Regions from separate parts of the Homo sapiens genome. Here region 1 is linked to region 2. Evidence: chromatin contacts called from ENCODE Hi-C or POLR2A ChIA-PET data. All regions are on one chromosome and are shown on one strand. Each heading gives the region's core, a stretch centred on a gene start or an enhancer-like site at or near the end of the contact. The rest is flanking DNA. Distances are from core to core; before and after follow the strand shown.

The links. A loop is a pair of places that touch in the nucleus more often than their neighbours do. ChIA-PET counts read pairs that join two places held with the same protein, here RNA polymerase II (POLR2A). Pooled maps may share reads with other maps.
Region 1: a map of prostate gland shows a loop between it and region 2 (2.0-fold over the local background). The contact joins the enhancer-like site here to the promoter of FILIP1L in region 2. A Hi-C loop is called at or near these places in 11 of 168 maps with a recorded cell type or tissue (PC-3, aorta, cardiac septum and 6 more) and 7 of 50 pooled maps. POLR2A ChIA-PET finds 5 or more read pairs at or near these places in 3 of 52 experiments (Caco-2, OCI-LY7 and PC-9).

What each region holds. Positions count from the first base shown.
Region 1 is chr3:100,148,595-100,151,679 of GRCh38, reverse strand. The region is part of intron 2 of CMSS1 (cms1 ribosomal small subunit homolog); the gene reads right to left. LOC105374009 (a long non-coding RNA gene) reads left to right here. Exons shown (of 5, transcript XR_007095984.1): 4 at 2,530-2,616. Among named protein-coding and RNA genes, the nearest start is that of FILIP1L, 36 kb to the right of the region's middle. Within about 2 kb of position 1,784, at least 2 of the 41 ENCODE cell types and tissues checked have a DNase peak (open chromatin) inside an H3K27ac peak, as active enhancers do; they include gastrocnemius medialis and psoas muscle, where a contact is called at or near this core.
Region 2 is chr3:100,113,248-100,116,421 of GRCh38, reverse strand. It overlaps FILIP1L (filamin A interacting protein 1 like), which reads left to right and starts at 1,921. Exons shown (of 6, transcript NM_001387850.1): 1 at 1,921-2,369. The region is part of intron 1 of CMSS1 (cms1 ribosomal small subunit homolog); the gene reads right to left.

The DNA of each region.
Region 1 (3,085 bases), core at 535-3,034, 35 kb before region 2:
TTTGTAATCTCTTCCCCATGAATGTGGACTGGATTTACTAACTCGCTTAATATGGCAGAAGTGACGAGGTGTCAACTCTGAGAATAAACTATAAAAAGATTGTGGTTTCTGTCTTGGGTGCTTTTGCTGGTTCCCTCTTGGATCACTCGGCCTGGGGAAAGGCAACTGCAACGCTGTGAGGCAACCCTGTGGAGAGGCTCAAATAGTGAGAGATTGAGACGTGCCGGCATCCACACCAGTGAGCTGCAAGGTAAACTCTCCCCAGCTAAGCCTCCAACCCCAGCCCACAACTTGGCTGGTACCTGACAAGAGAAGCAGAGCCAGAGGCACTGAGTTAAGCCATGTCTGTGAGATAACAGAAACTGACATAATAAATGTTTTTGTTTTATTTTAAGCTGCTAACTTTTGGGCAATTTGTCAATGAAACAATAGATTAATACACAGAACAGAACTGAGAAACCATAATGAAAAGGAAAAAGGTGAATCAGAGAATGAATAGGACACAGCTCTGTTTTCTTTCAACAATAGATAAGCATAATCTTGGAGATGAAGAGTGGAAGAAATATGAAATGACCAATGGTCAAATAAAGTAGTAGCAAGAAAATACAACAGTAGAGAAAGGAGAGCAAGAAGGGAAAGGGAGAAACACTCCTGCTGAAGATTCCTTTATGATTAAAGGAGATAAACAAAGGCCAGCAGAAGAAAAAAGAAGTCCACTGTGGTCTCTGAGCAGGAGAAGATGGGTCATGGAACCACTGAAATGTTACTGACATCATGGAAGCATCAAGGAAAAGTCAAAAAATCCTTCATAAGGGTTTATATTCTGGGAACCATAATTACAAAGTCACTAGGGCTGGCTCTGAAATGACTGATGCTGAAGAGGGAAGAGGGTGATGCAATCTCTAGGAGTAGGGAATTCATCATTTATTTTGGAAGTGATTACTGGGGGAAAAAGAACTATTGGCAAATCTTTATACTCACATTATTAAGCAGGCCAAGGATGATTATTTAGATGTGAAATGGTTGCTAGAGATGAGGTAGTTGCATGGATTTAAAAACTTTAAAGTTATAAATCTGCTGCTTAAAATACTGAACAAACTAGAGGCATGTATTCAGCGACAGAAATGTGAGGCCCAGCTATGGCAAAGGAGGGAACATCATCTATCTTGACAGATGCTCTTGCCTGGTGATATTAAAGCCTAAATGTATATTACAGCTGACAGCATCATGCCAAGTAGTTCCTGTACAAGCATAAAGAAAAACTGAAGGAATAGTACAGTCTTAAGCAAAGTTGAAACAAATCTAAAATTTAAATATAGCATAACATTTTTAAAAAATTGATCCAGAAAAAATGCAGTTATATTTAGAAAACATACATCTGGTCATATCTGCCAAATAAGAGCCCCAAACTGTGTTAGGTACTATAGTGGACACAAAAGAAACCCTGGCCCCAAGGGACTTACGAACCAGCTGGAGACTCAAGTTCTATGCGTGTAAACAATTAGAGAAGGACTCCTGAAAGGACAGACAGTATGCCTGACAAGTAAGTCATCCTTGGGGTGGTGGGATGAGTTCCAGAGGGAGAAGAGCAGTGGGAGAGAGAGGATGAAGGAGGCCACAGGGGAGTTGGAGGGACTGTGTGGGCAGGCAGGGATGGAGAGGACAGACCCCAGCCCTGAATGTCAAGGTGGAGGAGCCTTTCAAGGAGGGAATTGTGTTGGGAAATCAGGGATGTGGTTGGAGGAGGGATAGGGCATCACAAGGCCCCAAGAGACCTCTGCAGGCAGCTGTGTCAGGGAGGGGACAGCTCACAAGCTGGGACAAAGGGCTGAGATGGGAAGAGTCATGAGAAAACTGGGATACCGGTATGGTCATTCATTCCTTCATTTCACAAATAATGAGTGCCAATTAAGGGCAAGGTTCCATGTCAGGCGCTGTGGAGACGCACAGATAAAATCTGTCCTCGAGGTGAGTCTCCTGGGGATAAGCAGGGACCAAGATGGGCAACACTCATATGAGGCAGAGGAGCACATGCAGATTCTCATGTCAATTCAGAAAAAAATGATATTTCTCTGGCCAGGGAAATTAGGATAGGGTTGGAGAAAGGGGTTAGGACTTGGACTCTTCAAAGCAATTTGGTGGTGAAAGAAATTAAAGCAAGAGAAAAGTGATTAAAAGGGGGCAGTAACAGCTTAAGGTTTTGTAATTATTTTTTTGCTTGGCAGAAAATAGCAATGGCATGTGACCAACAAAACACATGAGAACACGGTTAATCCAATTTTCCTGAGCTGAAAGAGAGAGGACAGGTAAAAAGGAAAGTGAAAGCAACAGTATCCTTGGAGTCTGGCTCACAGCCAAGCAGATGGGCCATGACCCCCAGAACCCATCTCTCTGAGCCTCTGGTTCTTTGTAAAGTGGGTACCACCTACCTCCTAGGGATGCCGTGAGGATTATGTTACAGTGTGCCTTATACAGTAACAGTATTAACTGCTCAATAAAAGGTCTTTATTGTTTTACCAATGAGTCCAGAAAGAGCAAGGAACAAACAAGAAGAAAATCAAGGGGAAAGCAAGAAAAAAACGAAAGCCAATGGAGTATGAAGAAGACTACGTGCAAGTAAGTCCTGTAGGTAGACATTGATTAGAGGCAAAAGTCAGAGAGGGCATGACTATGGTATGATTAGTGGGATAAGCTAGGGAAAAATTAAACCCCACCTTGAGGAAATAAATTGAAGAGCTACGGATGTGTTACCCTGTAGGTTTCCAGAAGAATGATTGAAACTAAAACTAGTATAGGGCCTTTGAGCAAAATATTTAATGGTTGGAGAAAAAAAACCAAGATGATTATATATTAAACATGTATACCTTTCTGCATGTCCCTTCCCAGGAAGAAAAAATAATGGACAAAATAAAAAAGATTATAATATAATTATTAACTATATAATAATTAACACTTCAGTGATTACTCTCTGATAACCACTGTTTGAAGTGCTTATCAAGCACAGTCTTATTTAATCATCATTACAACTCTGTGAGGAAGAAATAATTGTTATCATTTACCAAGAAGGTGACTGAGTCACAGGGAA
Region 2 (3,174 bases), core at 672-3,171:
AAAACATGAGGACCACATCTGAGATCATTTGAGCATTAAAATAAATAATGATATTAGTGATTTATAACTCATTCAATAAAACAGCAATTTATGAGCTCATGTTGATATAAATAAACACAAAAATAAGTGAGGAGAAGGGAATGCTCTTCTTCACTCTAAGAAAGTTTATTTAAGAGCAATATGTTTACCTAGTCTCCAAGTATCTCCCCACAAAATATTTATTAACTGCAAAAGGAAAAACCATAATTTTACAGTAAATCTAACAGATACCACCTTAAGCAAGTGGGTTTGGTTACAAGACTAACTCCGTTTATGTGACTCCTGATATGATTAAGAAGAATACAGCATTGTTTCTGTAGTATTCCTGCCATAAAAATACACAATTTCAATCTCACAATGAGGAAACATCACACAAATCTAAACTAAGGAACATTCTACAAAACGTACTCTTCAAAAATGTGAAGGTCACATATAAAAAAGGAAGATTACAGAACTGTTCAAGATTGAAGGAACGTAGAGACAAGGCAACTAAATGCAACACATAATCGTGGACTAAAAAACCATTTTTTTTCTATAAAGGATATTATTGAGACATTTGGTGAAAAGTTGAATGGGATCTATGGATTAGAAAGTAAAGTTGATTTACTGAATTTAATTGTTATACTGTGGTTATGTAGAAGAGTATACTTACATTTTTAAGATAATCACACTAAAGTATATAAATTAATTCAGAAAAAAATATACACACACCAAAATAAACTCACGGGTGGAAAGGAGGATGAGAGAGAGAGACAGAGAGAGAGAGAGAGAGAGAGAGAGAGAGAGAGAGAGAGAGAGAGAGAGAGACAGAGAGAGAGAGAGAGAAAGAGAAAGAGAGGGAGAATACAACCAGTGGTAAAATGTTAAACATTGGAGAACCTTAGTGAAGAGCATATGGAAATTCTTTATTATTCCTGTATTTTTTCTATAAGTCTGAAATTATTTTGATGTTAAAAATTAAAAATAAAGAGCATGGGCTTTGGAGTAACTCAGATTCAATTTTGAATCCTCAGTCTTATATCTATCATCTGTGAGATCCTAGGAAGTTATTAAATTATTCTGATCTTTGGTTTTCTCATTAGATCACCAGGAGTAGGACTAATTTAAAGGGCTGCTGTGAGGATTAAATTAGATAATGCATGACTTGAGCACTGGGCAGGTGGTAGGCATGTCTGGTAAGTGATCTGATACATAATGGATGCTGAAATATATATTTGTTGAATAAATGAACAAACTCCTCCCTTCTATCCAACCCCTCAATCTGAACAAGTGATCCTACTTAAAGAAAATTAGATGCTTCAAATTTTAGCAATCCTAAGTATGAAGGTTTTCTTAACACTTGAATAATATAAAACAAAATGTCAAATAATAATAATAAACATACCACCATGCATTCCGATGTTGCTCTAGAGTTTCCTCAGCACTTTGCCCTCGTGTCTCCTGTGACACTAAATGGAACAGGCAGGCATTCAAGTTTGAGTCCAACACAGCGTTAATAATAGCGAATGTTTACAGTGCCTTGGGTTATGGGTGTCAAAGAAGGGGTCATGCCCTTGTTACTTAAATCACAAACAAGGCTTACATCAGCTCATGGCTGCAGGGTACAAAATGAGGTGCAATTTAATGTCCATCTGGGCATCTGTTCCTAAGGTGCTAGCACTGCTGTCTGTGGTTCACAATATATCTGGGGTAGCAACACAGCAAAGAATGGGACCCAGGTTGTGCTTGGGAAGTTTCTACTCTCAGCCAAGATGTGCACATGAATTTAAAATTACCTAAGAGGGTGTTTCAGAGTTGCTGGCCAAAGAGTGGTGTCTTCTAATCTGGAGAGCAGCTGCTGGGCACAGGCATGCAAACACACATACACAGACACACACACACACACACAGACGTGCTCACGGAGCCTGTGCCTGCCTCTACTTGTCTGCTCTGCGCAGATGGTTCCTGGCTTTTGGGTCACCTCATCCTGCAGCCCAGTCCAGTTAGAACCTTTCTTCCACAGAGACTGGCAAGCTGTGGGGTAAGAGTTTTGGTAAGGCTGCCTGTCTTCAGAGCATGAAGGACACTGCCCGGAGAGGGAAGAGGGCAATATTTAGTGTTTGGGCCTACTTGTTGTTGGGCTCCCCACTGCCTCTCCTTTGCAGAGCTATCACTGGCCCCTGGTTGCAAACTCTCGGTGGCTTTCAAGCCTACAAAACAAAAACTGAGAGGGTGTCCAAAAAGAGAAGAAGAAAACGTTGTTGTTGGTCCTGGATTCCACTGTTGGATTTTGGTGGGGATGAGAAGAAGGAATTACCAGGTGTGATCAACACCTGCACGGTACCTGCACGGTAAGCTAAGTGTCCCCATCCTTGCTGAGAAGAGGCTTTGGGATGTTTCTGTGTTATTCACCAGCTAGGAGCGGCCAACACCACTCTCCAAAAGTAGGATCTTGTGAATATTATGCAAGGGAACGTAGTATGATTAAGAGCTTATGACAGATGATGACTTTTAGGCTAAAATGACTAAGAGTTGCTTGCAAAATAGAGGAACTATCCTGACAGTAGGTAAGTTTTACTATAGTGATACACATGAAAGAAAACCAAAATGAAACTTTAAATTGTTATCCTGTTAAGAGTAAGATGGATAGTCAAAAATTAAAGAAAAAGTATGTTTGGATAAATGGCTTTCCTTCTTAATAGCTTGATTTTGTAAGCTGATGTGAATGATCAATATACAGTGTCAAAATCATCACAATGTGTTGAAAATGGAGAATTATACTGAATAGGTTAAATTGCAGAGGAGGAATTCTCTTTTCATGGAAAGATTAATGGAAGAAACTAACATTTTCAAATGGCAACTATATTGTATCTTTTTTCTTTTGTTTGTTTACCTTCTGTTGATGTTAAGATTTAATGAATGAGAGCCAGAGAACAGAAGCAGGTTTCTGAGATAAGGTTTTTGGCAGGTCTTGGGAGATACCTATCAAGAACTTGTTCTGTAACACCCCACAGAAGATGACTGGATATCCATGGGCACATCACATCTGGATATAAATGGGAAATGATGCTAGGCTGCTGCCAAATGATATCACAGAAAATTCTGCTCACTGTACTCCTCAATGGGAGGATTATTCAATGTTTAGGGTGGCTGCAC